Linked DNA regions of Homo sapiens: region 1 is linked to region 2. Evidence: chromatin loops called from intact Hi-C (ENCODE). Cell type or tissue: endothelial cell of umbilical vein. All regions are shown on one strand. Each heading gives the region's core, and the rest is flanking DNA. Links, peaks and the distances in the headings are about the cores only.

Region 1 (6,297 bases), core at 11-5,010, 57 kb before region 2:
ATTAACACACCCCTCCGGTAAAAGTCAGACTTTGTATGAACTTGAACATAAGTACCCCTAATGTTTTCATAAAACTAAAAAATATGAGATTATTGACATTATTGCTTGTTTAACCACAGTTCACTACTTAGTTTTGTTGTTGGTATGCTAGCAGAGAGCATCCTGGTAGATAGTGGAAACTAAATAAATGTTTTCCTTTTTGCCTCCTACTCTGGAAAATGTCTCATTCACAAATATTGTAGCCGATTGCTGAATCGAAGGTAGCATATCTGTCCTACAAAAATTTCTTAATAAATATTGAATAAATAATCACTTTAATTTTTTTTTATTTAAAAATAATAATTGGCTAAAATTTGACACAGGGAAGCAGAATAAAATATTTCAAGACTTCTTTTTGCCAGTTCAGGATAGAAGAAGCCATAAGGAGATCTTTAGAAGAAGGAGAGTTAGTTTGTGCTATTAAGTAGAAGGTAATTTCTGGAAATTAGATCATTTTCTCTTTCAGCTATTTAAATCATGACTCTTCTTGGCCAATATTACATATTAGGCCATATGGGTTTTATCTCTTCCAGACGTGACTTATTTCTCTACCCCCATATGTTAATAGGTTACATAGGTCAAAGATGAAAAAGGAACATATTAAATATAAACAGTGGTTTTCTCTACGTAGTGAGCTTATGAGTGATTATATTTTCTTCTTGCATAAATGTATATAACAGTATTTAAAAGTTTTAAATTTTTTTTAATTTTTCATTTTCTTATCAGCTTATGAATTAAAATCCATTTTAATGAATTTTTAGAATAGACAAAATGTCCATTCCTATTCAGCAAATAGTGTTTCTTTGTAGGTAGAACTAGGTTAGCACAGAGAGGGGAAAAGAAAAAGAATTAAGAAAATCCTTTTTAACAAAAATAAAACAAAGACCTTATGAACTATGTTTTTAAAAATGTTCCACGCACCCAACTTTTAAATAGCAGATGAAGAATTTTAGAGTGCTGCTGTTTTTAAGTGCTTTCCTCTGGACTGAAATAGAGGTTCAGGGGAAAAGTCACATTCCAAGGGCTTAATTTTTTATTTATCTTGAGAAAAGAAGTTGCCTTATGGTGCCATCACCCATCATTTGCTTTGAAAGAGACTAAAACCACTTTGCTTTCATAACAGAACAGATGTTTCTTAGCAGGGTTCGATGTTCTTATAAATAAACAAATAAACACTATGGAGAAGGATTGAGAGAATCAACAGTAAGATTTTTAAATTTAAGACATTTCTTTATTCATAGCAACATGGGCTCTGCTGACATGTAACTATAATTTATTTATTTATTATTTTATTTTTGAGATGAAGTCTTGCTCTGTCTCCCAGGCTGGAGTGCAGTGGTGTGATCTCGGCTCACTGTAACCTCTGCCTTCTGGGTTCAAGTGATTCTCCTGCCTCAGTCTCCTGACTAGCTGGAACTACAGGCTCCCACCACCATGATGAGCTAACTTTTTTTGGTAATTTTATTAGGGATGGGGTTTCACCATGTTGGCCAGGCTGGTTTCGAACTCCTGACCTCCAGTGATCCACCCGCCTTGGCCTCCCAAAGTGCTAGGATTACAAGTGTGAGCCACTGCACCTGGCTTTAACTATAATTTAAAGCTAAAAGTAAGGAAGATAAGGGAGCCAGCTTCAATATTGCCTGTAACAGTGCGTCACATGTGTTGGTTTTTTCTTCCACTGATCCCCATAGTCTATGTCTCTCTCTCTGGCTGTCTGCCTCTTTCTGCCTCTGCCACTCTCTCTTTCTTAGCTAACCTTCAACTGAAATAACTGTAAACTTTCTATTTGAACTAAGTCATAGCTTAAAACATCTCTGAAATGCTTTCCCCCTAACCCGTCCAGTTTAATAATGAAATTACAGCACCCTAAAGAGTTTATTTCGATTAAAAAACCATTTACTGTAAGCCTGCTGAGTATGAAGCACTATGCCTGGCCCTCTGAGGGACAGCAGAGATTAATAAGATAATATTTTTCCCTCAATGAATTTACAAATATATGAGAAAAGAGAAAATGTGCTGAAGTATATATTTCAATTCACATTTCCGAGATGAGCTCAATTTCTAACCATTACAAACTGGACCGAACCTTAATATAGTACAATAGAAAACAAAGCACAAAATGGAAACCTGAACTCAGTTTTCTGTCCCTTTCCCTTCCTGGCAAGCAGTGAGCTCTAAGGCATACGTACAGGGATGCTCCGCAAGTATGGAATCGTACTCATCACAGGTGCGAATCCCATCAAAAGCATTTGTGACGCATTCCCACCAGAGGCCTCGGCATTTTGTGCTCACCTAGATGTTAGAGAAGACACCGTGTGAAACAATTCATGCAGGCACAGTTCAGTTCCCCTTGATCAAAAAGAGAAGTTGGTGGTTGTGTTTGATAGCAAAGTAAGTGGTTACACATGTGATCAGAACTTCATTTACAACAAACAATGCGTATTAGAATATTTTCCCTTAAGCACTGACAATTGAAGCCTTTCTGGGCCAGGAAATGAATCCACTTCCTCATGAAGGGTGGGGGTAGAGAAATAAGTCACGTCTGGAAGAGATAAAACCAGAGCTAAATATATTTAAATATCTGTGGCTGCTTCCACCATTGAGTTATGGTTATGGAAAAACATCATTTCATGTCACTGTGCTGACATTTACTCACCAAAAAATATATATATATATAACAATAGATGATAACTGTTGACACCTTGAGTCTATTAAAAATATATATTGTTTCTTTATCACGAATACTGAGTTCCATGAAGAAAAATATTATCTTTATATATGAAGTTTATAAATATAAAATAATTAGCAAAGAAAACCAATAAATGAAAAGATGCCAATAAATAAAATATATAAAGGCCCCAAGTCTTATTTATTGCTCCAATGATATATTATAAATGCTTAAGCTATGTAAAGGATGTAAGCAGATTGAGCATTAATTTCATACAACTTGACGACTGTAATCCATTTTTACTTGGAAATGATGTGCAGATGACTCTAAGAATCCACTTAGAGCTAGAAGGTACCAGTTCCCTGAACCTTCTCATACTTTATCTACAAACCGTAAGTCACAATAGATTTCTTAGAATCGTAAACATGCCAACAGAAAATAGTTTCAGGTGTTCTTGATAGAGCTCACGCATATGGAACAGAGCTAATACAATTGTTTCCTCTGACCCAGTTATGGATTCAAATTACCTTCTGTATCTGGGAATAGTTTAGTAAAGTTTAACTATGAATTATCTTGGAAAATAAAAACTTAATTTTTTCCCCAAGAAAGAATAAATAACAGAGCAGGGTGGGATGAGGAATGCAAAGGAGGGGGTTAAATTGCTGTGGGGAGAAAAAAAAACATAAGAACACTTTGCTTTGGAAAATAAAATAATATTCAGGAATACATGCACTATGAAACTCTCTGCCCCATGCTATTTTTTGAGGCCGTGTTATGTGCCAAATAAAATTCTACTGCTTGCAACTTCATCGCGATTCTGAATGTTTTACCTCTATTACTACTTTATATGTAAAATACTTATAGTTGGTAATAATTATTCAATACAGAGTCTATACCATAAAGCAGTTACTATTTAGCATATTATTATTTTTCTTATTTCTTAAGGGACGTTAAGAGATATTATTTATCATCCATTTTACAAATGAGGAAATTGGGGCACAGGAAAGTTAAGTAACCCCAAGAAAGCATAGTTAATGGAGGAGATAGGACTCAAACACAGCAGTGTGTGGGTGTGCTCCTGAGCATTGCAGTGTGTTTAAAACCCATTCTTTATGATCCAACAAATCTCACTACTGGGCATTTATTCAAAGGAAAGGAAATCAGTATGTGCGCACCTCCATGCTCTTTGTGACACTATTCACAATAGCCAAGACATGGAATCAACCTAGATATCCAACCACAGAGCAATGGGTAAATACAATATGGTATATCTACACAATGGAATACTATTTAACAATTTAAAAAATGAAATTCTTTTATTTAAGTCAGCATGGATGGAACTGAATAATGTTAAATGAAATAAGCCAGGAATAGAAAGTTAAACATTGCATATTTTTACTCATATGTGGAAGCTATAAGAAGTTGATCTCGGTCGGGCACGGTGGCTCACGCCTGTAATCCCAGCACTTTGGGAGGCTGAGGCGGACGGATCAAGAGGTCAGGAGATCGGGATCATCCTGGCTAACATGGTGAAACCCCGTCTCTACTAAAAATACAAAAATTAGCTAGGCGTGGTGGTGCGTGCCTGTAATCCCAGCCACTCGGGAGGCAGGAGCATCGCTTGAACCACTGAGTCGGATGTTGCAGTGAGCCGAGATCGCGCCACTGCACTGCAGCCTGGCGACAGAGCGAGATTCCGTCTAAACAAACAAACAGAAAAAAAAACCTCGAGGTAAAAAATAAGACAGAGGATACTGAAGGCTGGGAAGGGTAGGGGCCAAGGAACAAGGAGAGATTTGTTAAGAGATACAAAATTGCAGCTAGATAAGAGGAATAAGTTCCAGTGTTCTATACCAGTGGTCTTCAACCTTTTTGGCACCAGGGACCGGTTTCGTGCAAGACAATTTTTCCATGGAACCAGTGGGTAGGGGGTTGGGGATGCTTTTGGATGAAACTGTTCCAGCTCAGATCATCAGGCATTAGGTGCTTGTAAGGAGCATGCAACTCAGAACCCTCGCATGTGCAGTTCACAACAGGGTTTGCACTCCTATGAGAATCGAATACTGCCGCTGATCCGACAGAAGGTGGAGCTTCTGTCCACCATTAGGCGGTAATGCTCACTTGCTCACTGCTCACCTCCCACTGCACAGCCCAGTTACTAACAGGCCACGGACTAGTACTGGTCTGTGGCCTGGGGGTTGTGGACCCCTGTTCTATAGCACTCTAGGATGGCTATTGTTAATAATGATATAATTTCAAATAGCTAGAAAAAAGGATATTTAATGTTTCCAACAAAAAATAAATGTTTGAGATGATGGGTATGCTAATTACCCTAATGGGATCACTATACATTATATGTATCAAAACATCACTAGGTACCCCATTTAAGAAGATGCATATGTGCTAAAAAATTGTTTAAACAGTTACAAATGTTTAAAAACAATTTTTTTTGAGGCAGAGTCTCGCTGTTTTCCCCAGGCTGGAGTGCAATGGCGCGATCGGCTCACGGCAACCTCCACCTTCTGGGTTCAAGCGATTCTCCTGCCTCAGCCTCCCGAGTAGATGGGATTACAGGCATGCGCCACCACGCCAGGCTACTTTTTTTTTTTAAGTATTTTTAGTAGAGACGGGGTTTCCCCATGTTGGTCAGGCTGATCTCGAACTCCTGACCTCAGGTGATCCGCCCACCTCGGCCTCCCAAAGTGCTGGGATTACAGGCGTGAGGCACCGTGCCCAGCCTAAAAACATTTTTTTAAAAAGAATTCCAAATCCATTTTAAAATAAAGTAATCCAGAATTGGGTATTGGATGATAGCTTTGGGTGAAGTAAGCCCTAACTTGGATCTCATCCCAAGGCTATTATTCTGCGAACTTCACCTTGGCATGCTCCTCCTTAGGTTTAAGTTGGAAACAATTCTTGGACTTTCTGGAGGATTATCTCATCCTGTGTAACACAGAGATCAAAAAATCTAATGATAAACAGCTATCTTGTGAAATTCAACATATAAATTTCTAAATAATGTGGACGTCTAAATTTATATGTGCATTACACGTAAATTAAATTTATATATGCATTAAATATTAAATATAGATTGAAACTCTTACTATCTATGTTGTAACCTTGGGGAAGATCTTACCTTTTTTGATCCTCAATCTCCTTATCTGTATACGGGAGATAATCATAGGATGGTTATAAGAATTAAAAATTACAAATACACACGCAATATAAATGATATGCTCAATAAATAAAAATAGTGGTAGTAAAGTGCTTAAACATCATAATGACTTGAGTAGTGGCTGTGTTAGGCTTTACTAACTAACCACAGTGAAGGTGGAGAAAGATGGAGGCCCTCAGAAAGATATGTCCACATTCTTACCACCAGTATATGACCTTATTTGGAAAAAGGATCTTTGAAAATGTAACTGAGGACCTTGAGATCATATTGGGTTATACAGGTGGGCTGACAAATTTCATTATAAGAGACACATGCAGGAGAGAAACAGACAAAAGAAAGATGCAATGTGACCTCTGAGGCAGAGACATTGGAGGGATAAAGCTACAAGTCAAGGAATGCCTACAGCCACCAGAAG
Region 2 (8,009 bases), core at 1,817-6,816:
GACATGACCATTGATGAAACATACCATGAATGGGGATCTGTATTAGTCTGTTCTTGCACTGCTATAAATACCTACCTGAGCCTGGGTAATTTATAAAGAAAAGAAGTTTGACTGACAGTTCCTCAGGCTGCACAGGAAGCATGGCTGGGGGGCCTCAGGAAACTTACAATCATGGCAGAAGGGCCAAGGGGAAGCAAGCATGTCTTCATGTGGTGGCAGGAGAGAAGGAGTGAAGGGGGAAGCTCTACACACGTTTAAACAACCAGCTCTTATGAGAACTCACTCACTATCATGAGAACAACAAGGGGAAATTCATCCCCATGATCCAATCGCCTCCCACCAGGTCCCTCCCCCAACACTGGGGATTACAATTGAACAACTGGATTTGGGTGGGGACACAAAAACCATACCAGGGTCTTACCATACTATTTCCTTTCATCTATCTGATATCGATTCATCAACCTTAATGCCCATCAATGACAGACTGGATAAAGAAAATGTGGTACATATACACGCTGGTATATTACGCAGCCATGAAAAAGAATGAGATTATGTCCTTTGCAGAGACATGGATGGAGCTAAAGACCATTATCTTTAGCAAACTAACACAGAAACAGAAAACCAGACATCACATGTTCTCACTTATAAGTGGGAGCTAAATGATGAGAACACATGGCCACATAGTGGGAAACAACACACACTGGGGTCTTTTGGAGGGTGGAGGGAGGTAAGAGAAAGAGGATCAGGAAAAATAACTAATGGGTACTAGGCTTAGTACCTGGGTGATGAAATAATCTGTACAACAAACCCCCATGACACAAGTTTACCTGTGTAACAGACCTGCACATGTACCCCTGACCTTAAAACTTAAAAAATGAATTCTTTAAATATTTATTGACACAATTTCATAAAAGAAGGTTTGCTTGGCAATGGGGGCATAGTTTTTATTTTAATGGGATAAACAGACATGAAAGCATATTGTTTTCTTTCTTCTGGTCTGACCACATTTATCCATGAGACTTAAGTGACTGCAGGCCTGTGTTGTAGGCTTTTGCTTTCCTTCACTCTGCACAGTCTCTCTAAGCAATATCTTCTATTCCCATGGCTTTAAATGAAACAAAAATCAGTGTGGGTGTGTATATCTTTGTAAGAAACATAATCTTCCAAAGACACACACCACACACACACACACACACACACACACACATTGCAGTCTTGCTGTCTTCCTTGACATTGTGGTCTCATCTTTTTTTTTTTTTTTTGATTTATTCTTTTTTTTTTTTTTTTTTGAGACGGAGTCTTGCTCTGTCGCCAGGCTGGAGTGTAGTGGCACCATCTCAGCTCACTGCAAGCTCCGCCTCCCAGATTCAAGCAATTCTCCTGCCTCAGCCGCCCGAGTAGCTGGGATTACAGGCAAGTGCCACCGTGCCAGCTAATTTTTTTTTTTTTTTTTTTGTATTTTCAGTAGAGACGGGGTTTCACCTTGTTAACCAGGATGGTCACAATCTCCTGACCTCGTGATCCACCTGCCTTGGCCTCTCAAAATGCTGGGATTACAGATGTGAGCCACCGCGCCCAGCCCATGGTCTCATCTTCTACCGATTCCTCGCCCTGTACCACCACTAGGTTCCCTATGCTCCAGCCACAGACCTTTTTTTCTGTTCCTTACAAACTACAAGATCATCACTGCTTCTGGGCTTTTGTGCACTTAGATCCCTGAAATCACCTCATATCATGCAGGTCTCAGCTCACTTGTCGCCACTTCAGAGAAACCTACTTTCATCCTCCAAACTGAAGAAGGTAATCTGTACCAATCATTGACTTTCATATCACCTCTTTTTATTGTCTACACAGCAGACATGCCTAGTTGAAATTGTCTTATTTATCTTTGTTGTTTATTATCTGTCTCCCCCATCAAGAATGACATTTCCATGAGGGCAGGAACTTGCCTATCTTATTCACAACTGTGTCCTTGATACCTAAGATAATAATTGACATGTGGCAGACACTCATAAGTATTTAGTAATGATGAATGAATGCTACAATTTTCTGATGGTCTAACACAGACCTTTCTTTTGAGTGCCAGATCGTTATATCCATTTATAACTATATGTTCCTTGGGCACTTCAAACTCAGCACTGGCATCTCTGAATTTTTCTCCTTTCTCTCTAAAACTATCCTTTTGTCCAGTGTTTTCTAGCACTATAAATAGGAGGTCTACCCAGAAAAACTGGTAGTTTTTCTTGACTCCTCCCTACTTTCTCATCACATCAAAATTATTAACAAATGTTATTGAGTCTACTCTAAAAATATTTATCAGAATCATCTATACGTTGCCATCCCCATTGCCACCATCATCATGGCTCTGCAATCGTTTCCTAGCTGGTCTCTCTGTCAATCGTCTCTGCCACATATTAGCTTTGTGACCTTGGACATATTTTTAAACTTCATAGTGCCTCAGTTTCCTCACTCACCTCTCCAGTTAGGCAAACATCTTACAGTTACAGCATGAGGATAAAGAGTATCCTCCAAAATAATAATAGTGTTCTCCAAAGTGTCCCCCCGCCCAAACCTCGGCGTGTGAACTTATTTGGAAATAGGAGCTTTTCGGAAGTAATAAGGTAATACTGGATTAGGGTGAGCCATACAATAACTGATGTCCTTATAAGGAGAGAACAATTTGGACACAGAAACATGGGCAGAGGGAAGGCAATGGGAGACACAGGGGAGAATGTCATGTGGAAAGGCAGAGGCTGGGGTGATGGATCTGCAAGCCAAGCAACACCAGGGATTGTGAGTAACCACTACAAGCTAGGAGAAGGCAGGGAAGGATACTTCCCAAGATCCCCTTCAGACAAAGCCTATGACCTTACTGGTATCCTGATCTCAGACGTCTGGGCTCCAGAAAAATGAGAGAATGAATTTCTTTTAAGCCACCTAGTTTGTGGTAATTTGTTGCCACATCCCTAAGAAACTAGTATAGTTGTTGTAAAGAATACTAGGACAACTTACATAAAGAATGTACAGTTTTGGCTATAGTAAGCATAAAATAAAATTTAGTTATTATTTTAATTTCAGCATCATTATGAATCTAGATCAAAACTGTTAAAACGCAAATATGACTGGGTCACTATCCTGCTTAAAATTGCCGGAGGATTTTTATTGTTCATAGAATAGAGACCAAAACTTTAAAACAGTTCAAAATTCCCTGTAGCAAAATCTGGTCACACACCCACATCTCTACATGGTACTTCTTTTTCCTTCAGTTTTTTTTTCCTTCCCTAAGCAAACAGAACTTCTTTTGAATTTTTATTCTCTCTCACCTCCAGGCATTCTAACATGTGGTTCCCTCTGCTAAAACACTTTCTTTTCTGTTTCTTTCCTTCGGTCTCGGTGTAAATTCCTTCTTTAAGGGAGTTCCTTCCTGGTTAAGGAAGATCCCTCTGTCTTACGTGCCATAGGACGCTTCAGTTCTATCCTTGGCTACTTCCATCACACTTCTGAATGTTCATGTGTATTGTCACTTACACTGTAAGACCTAAAAGGACTGGTTACAAGAGTCTTGTTATTTGGGTTTAGTCCAGTCCCTGGCATATGCTCAGCACTACCTCAATAAATATTATATATATTACATAAATAAATGAATAAGATTATTTCAATACAATGTAATCAATACAGTAATAAACATACAGTTGTTAGTTTAAAGGAGGGGACAGATGGATAGACTGGCAGATTACCTGGGACAAACTGAAAGTCAGAATTTTATGAGAAGGAAGGAAAGCTGCCAAAGTGTGTTTATTTTAGCCTCTTCCTGTATTTCACGAATGAATAACTGGAAGCCCAGTGAGGTAAAGCATTTAAACAAAGCTGAACACCTATCAGTGGCAAAACTAGAACCAGAATTCCTTTTCCTCATCAAAGAGTCTTTCTAGAGAGCATTATGCTGCTTATGATAAAGAGAGACGGAGCTAGGCCTGTAAAAAATAAATATGAGATTAACACAACTGAAAGAAGAGGCTCTGGAAAAACACGAGGCTTGTTTACAGAGGAAAAATAATAGTGATGAGATGAGAGCATTTTCAAATAATTCCAGGATTGCCAAATAGGGTGATTCAAACCTGATAGGAAGTAACTCAAATTCCATAAGTGCAGTGAGAGAATGTGTAACTAAGGGAGGAGAAGTCAAATTCCTGAGGTGCAGTGGGTGTGTGATATGAAGAGGAGAAGAGAAAGTCCCTAAACTGAGAAATATCACAAAATGAACAAAGAGGTTGTGAAAGACCTTTTATCTGGTAGTATCCATCCGAGCCAAAATCCTGCCTGCCTGCCCCTAGAAGCTCTTGCCAGCTATCTCCCTGGTTACTATCAAAGCTGGTAAGACAACAAGAACCAGGAACTTAAACTGTAGCTTAATACAGAGTTCACTAGCAGCACTGTGTGTGTGTTAGGTGGAGAGGGGTGTCTTTAGTCAAATTACTTTACCCTTTAAATCTACAAATTTCAGTGTTAACATTGGTATTAGCTTAACTCTTCCTCTGTCTCTGAATTTTGTCTATTTTCCCCATACTCTTCTAAGTAAAAGTCTGATCTTATTCATTTATTTACACTTCTGGGTAAATAGAATTATTTCCTCTGAATCGATCTGTGTGAAAATACAGCTACCTGACCCTTCTCTGCCAATATTCAATGTGTCCCTAAATCCCAACCAAATTCCTAGCATGAGCAAGAAGACCCCCTTTTACAGCTTGGCCTAATTTTTGCAACTCTTTCTCCAGACATTTATCCTCCTTTATTCTATAACCTAATCACATGATTATCTGGAATCCTTAGTTTTTTTTTTTATTTCCACAGCTTTCCTTATGCTACTTTTTTATGGAAGACAAGGAAAATTTAGTGATTTAATTCTTAATGTTTTGCCAAAATAAAAGTGTCGACTAAAAGTATACATACATATATAATTTTAACATTTAATATATTTTCACATTTATACAAATGCATTTACAGAATACATAGTATGTAATACAGTATGTACTATGTATAATTATGAATTATATATAATATACATTATTCACTACTCTATAATACTTATATGAAAATTAAGAACAGTTTATATACACATTAAATCTATCAAATATTAATGACTGTTTAAATAATATTTAATAGCAATTTATCTGTAGTACTTTTAATACCAGTAGTGAATATGATTAAGATAATTAAAGCTTCTTGGAGGTGCATGCATAAAAATCCACATATGGCTTTTCTGGGAATTTTAAGAAGTTATTCAGAGATGTTTAGGTAATATAAGCAATTTCTCTGAAGGTGTTATTTAGTTACAGAAATTTGGAAGCTCTGTGTTTTATAATGATGGCTATTCTTCATACGTGCTTTCAAAGCGTTTTTCAAAATTATTTTTTATATTTTTTATATTTCATTTCATTAAAAAATGTATTGTGCACATTTAAGTTATACAACATGATGTTATGATACATGTATATAGTAAAATGATTGCTGCAGTGAAACAAAATAGCAAATCCATCATCTTACATATTTATTCATTATTCGCCCTATCACATGTGAAGATACAATCTACCCATGTAGCAAAAATCTTGACTACAGTACATTATTATTTACTGTAGTCTCTATTTGTACATTAGATCTTTCAACTTGTTCATCCTACGTTGCTACTTTGTATCCTCTGGCCTGTATCTTCCCATTTTCTCCCCCAGACCTGAACTCTGATAACCACTGTTTTATTTTCTATCTCTTTTTATTGATTTGACTCCCCTGCCATTTTTTTAAGATTCCATATATAAGTGAAGTCATGTGATATTTTTCTTTCTGTGTCTGACTTACTTCACGTAGCATAATGCCCTTCAGATTCATATATGTCGTGGCAAATGGCAGAATCTCTTTGTACTTAAGGCTGAATAATATTTCTTTGTATATATACACTATAGATTTTTTATCCATTCATCCACTGATGTACACCTAGGTTGTTTCTGTATCTTAGGTATTGTATGAACAATGCTGCAATGAATATGAGAGTGCAGATATCTTTACGAGGTGGTGATTTTATCTCCTTTGAGTATATACCCAAAAGAGATATTGCTGGATCATATAGTAGCTATATTTTTAATTTCTTTAGGAACTTCTATACTTTTTTTATGGCTGTACCAATCTACATTCCCAAAAGTGTACAAGGCTTCCCTTTCTTCCACACCCTGATCAACATTTTTTATCTCTTGTCTTTTTGATACCAGCTATCCTAACAGGCGTGAGGTGGTATCTTATAGTTGCTTATGATCTATTTTCCTGATTATTAGTAATGTTGAGCTCTTTTTCATACACTTGTTGGCAACTTTTATGTCATCTTTGGAGAAATACGTATTTCAGTCCTTACCCAGTTATAAGTGGGTTATAAGTTTTCTCACTATTGAGTTGGATGAGATCTTTATAAATCTTTTATATTAACCCTTTCTCTGATACATGATTTGCAAATATTTTTTCCAATCCGTAGGTTGTCTTTTCATTTTGTTGATTGTTTTCTTTGCTATGCAAAAGCTTTTTGATTTGATATAGTCATACTTATTTACTTTTGCTTTTGTAGCTTAAACTTCTGGTGTGATATTCAAGAAATCATTGCCAAGGCCAATGTCAAGGAGTTTTTCCCCTATGTTTTTTTCCAGGAGTTTTATGGCTTCATTTCTTATGTTTAAGTCTTTAATCCATTCTAAATTAATTTTTGTGTGTGCTGGAAGGGTCCAATGTATTTCTTTTGCATGTGAAAATCCAGTTTTCTGAGCACCATTTATTGAAAACACTATCTTTTTCCCATTGCATCATGTTGGTATCTATGGTGAAAATTAGTTAACTGTAAATGTTTGGATTTATTTTGGGACTCTCCCTTCTGTTCCACTGGCTGACATGCCTCTTTTATGCCAGTACCATGCTGTTTTGTTTACTATAGCTTTGTATCCTTTTCAATTTCTTTCATTAATGTCTTATAGTTTTCAGGGGACAGGTCTTTCACCTCTTTGGTTAAATTTATTCCTAAGAATTTCAATTTTTATGCTATTGTAAATCAGATTGTCTTTTTGCTTTCTGTTTCACCTAGGTCATTATTTGCATATATAAATCCCACAGATTTTTGTATGTTGATTTTATATCTTGCAACTTTACCAAATTCTACCACCATGTGAGATGTGCCTTTCACCTTCTGCCATAATTGTGATGCATCCCCAGCCATGTGGAACTGTAAGTCCAATAAACCTCTTTCTTTTGTAAATTGCCCAGTCTCAGGTATGTCCTTATCAGCAGCATGAAAATGAACTAATACAGTAAATTGGTACCAGCAGAGTGGGGTGCTCCTGAAAAGATACCTGAAAATGTGGAAGCGACTTTGGAACTGTGTAACAGGCAGAGTTTGGAACAGTTTGGAGGGCTCAGAAGAAGACAGGAAGATGTGAGAAAGTTTGGAACTTCCTGGAGATTTCTTGAATGGCTTTGCCAAAAATGCTGATAGTGATATGGAAAATAAAGTCCAGGCTCAGGTGGTTTCAGATGGAAATAAGGACCTTTTGGGGAACTGGAGCAAAGGTGACTCTTGTTATGTTTTAGCAAAGAGACTGGCAGCATTTTGTCCCTGCCCTAGAGATTTGTGGATCTTTGAACTTGAGAGAGATGATTTGGGGTATCCGGTGAAAGAAATTTTTAAGCAGCAAAGCATTCAAGAGGTGACTTGAGTGCTGTTAAATGCATTCAGTTTTAAAAGGGAAACAGAGCATCAAAGTTCAGAAAATCTGCAGCCTGACAATGCAATAGAAAAGAAAATCTCATTCTGCGGGGAGAAATCCAAGCCGGCTATAGAAATTTGCATAACTAATGAGAAGCCGAATATTAATCACCAAGTCAATGGAAAAAAATATCTCCAGGGCATGTGAGAGACCTTTGTGGCAGCCCCTCCCATCACAGACCTGGAGGCCTAGGAGGAAAAAAATTGTTTAGTGGGC

The links. Peaks named below come from ENCODE experiments on the same cell type or tissue, not always from the same donor. Only the 100,000 strongest peaks of a DNase experiment are listed, where the experiment ranks them.
Region 1: a loop joins it to region 2, with 4 times the contacts of the local background. A loop is called at or near these places in 1 of 110 quality-filtered maps.

Annotation. Positions count from the first base shown.
Region 1 is chr3:190,398,371-190,404,667 of GRCh38, reverse strand. CLDN16 (claudin 16) reads right to left here. Exons shown (of 5, transcript NM_006580.4): 2 at 2,229-2,331. Among named protein-coding and RNA genes, the nearest start is that of CLDN16, 13 kb to the right of the region's middle. In endothelial cell of umbilical vein, for the core only: no CTCF peak of the experiment used is centred there; a DNase peak (open chromatin) is centred at 2,497; H3K27ac peaks cover 1,235 bases.
Region 2 is chr3:190,341,534-190,349,542 of GRCh38, reverse strand. It overlaps a transcript of CLDN16 not described here. Among named protein-coding and RNA genes, the nearest start is that of CLDN1, 23 kb to the right of the region's middle. In endothelial cell of umbilical vein, for the core only: no CTCF peak of the experiment used is centred there; a DNase peak (open chromatin) is centred at 4,092; H3K27ac peaks cover 1,858 bases.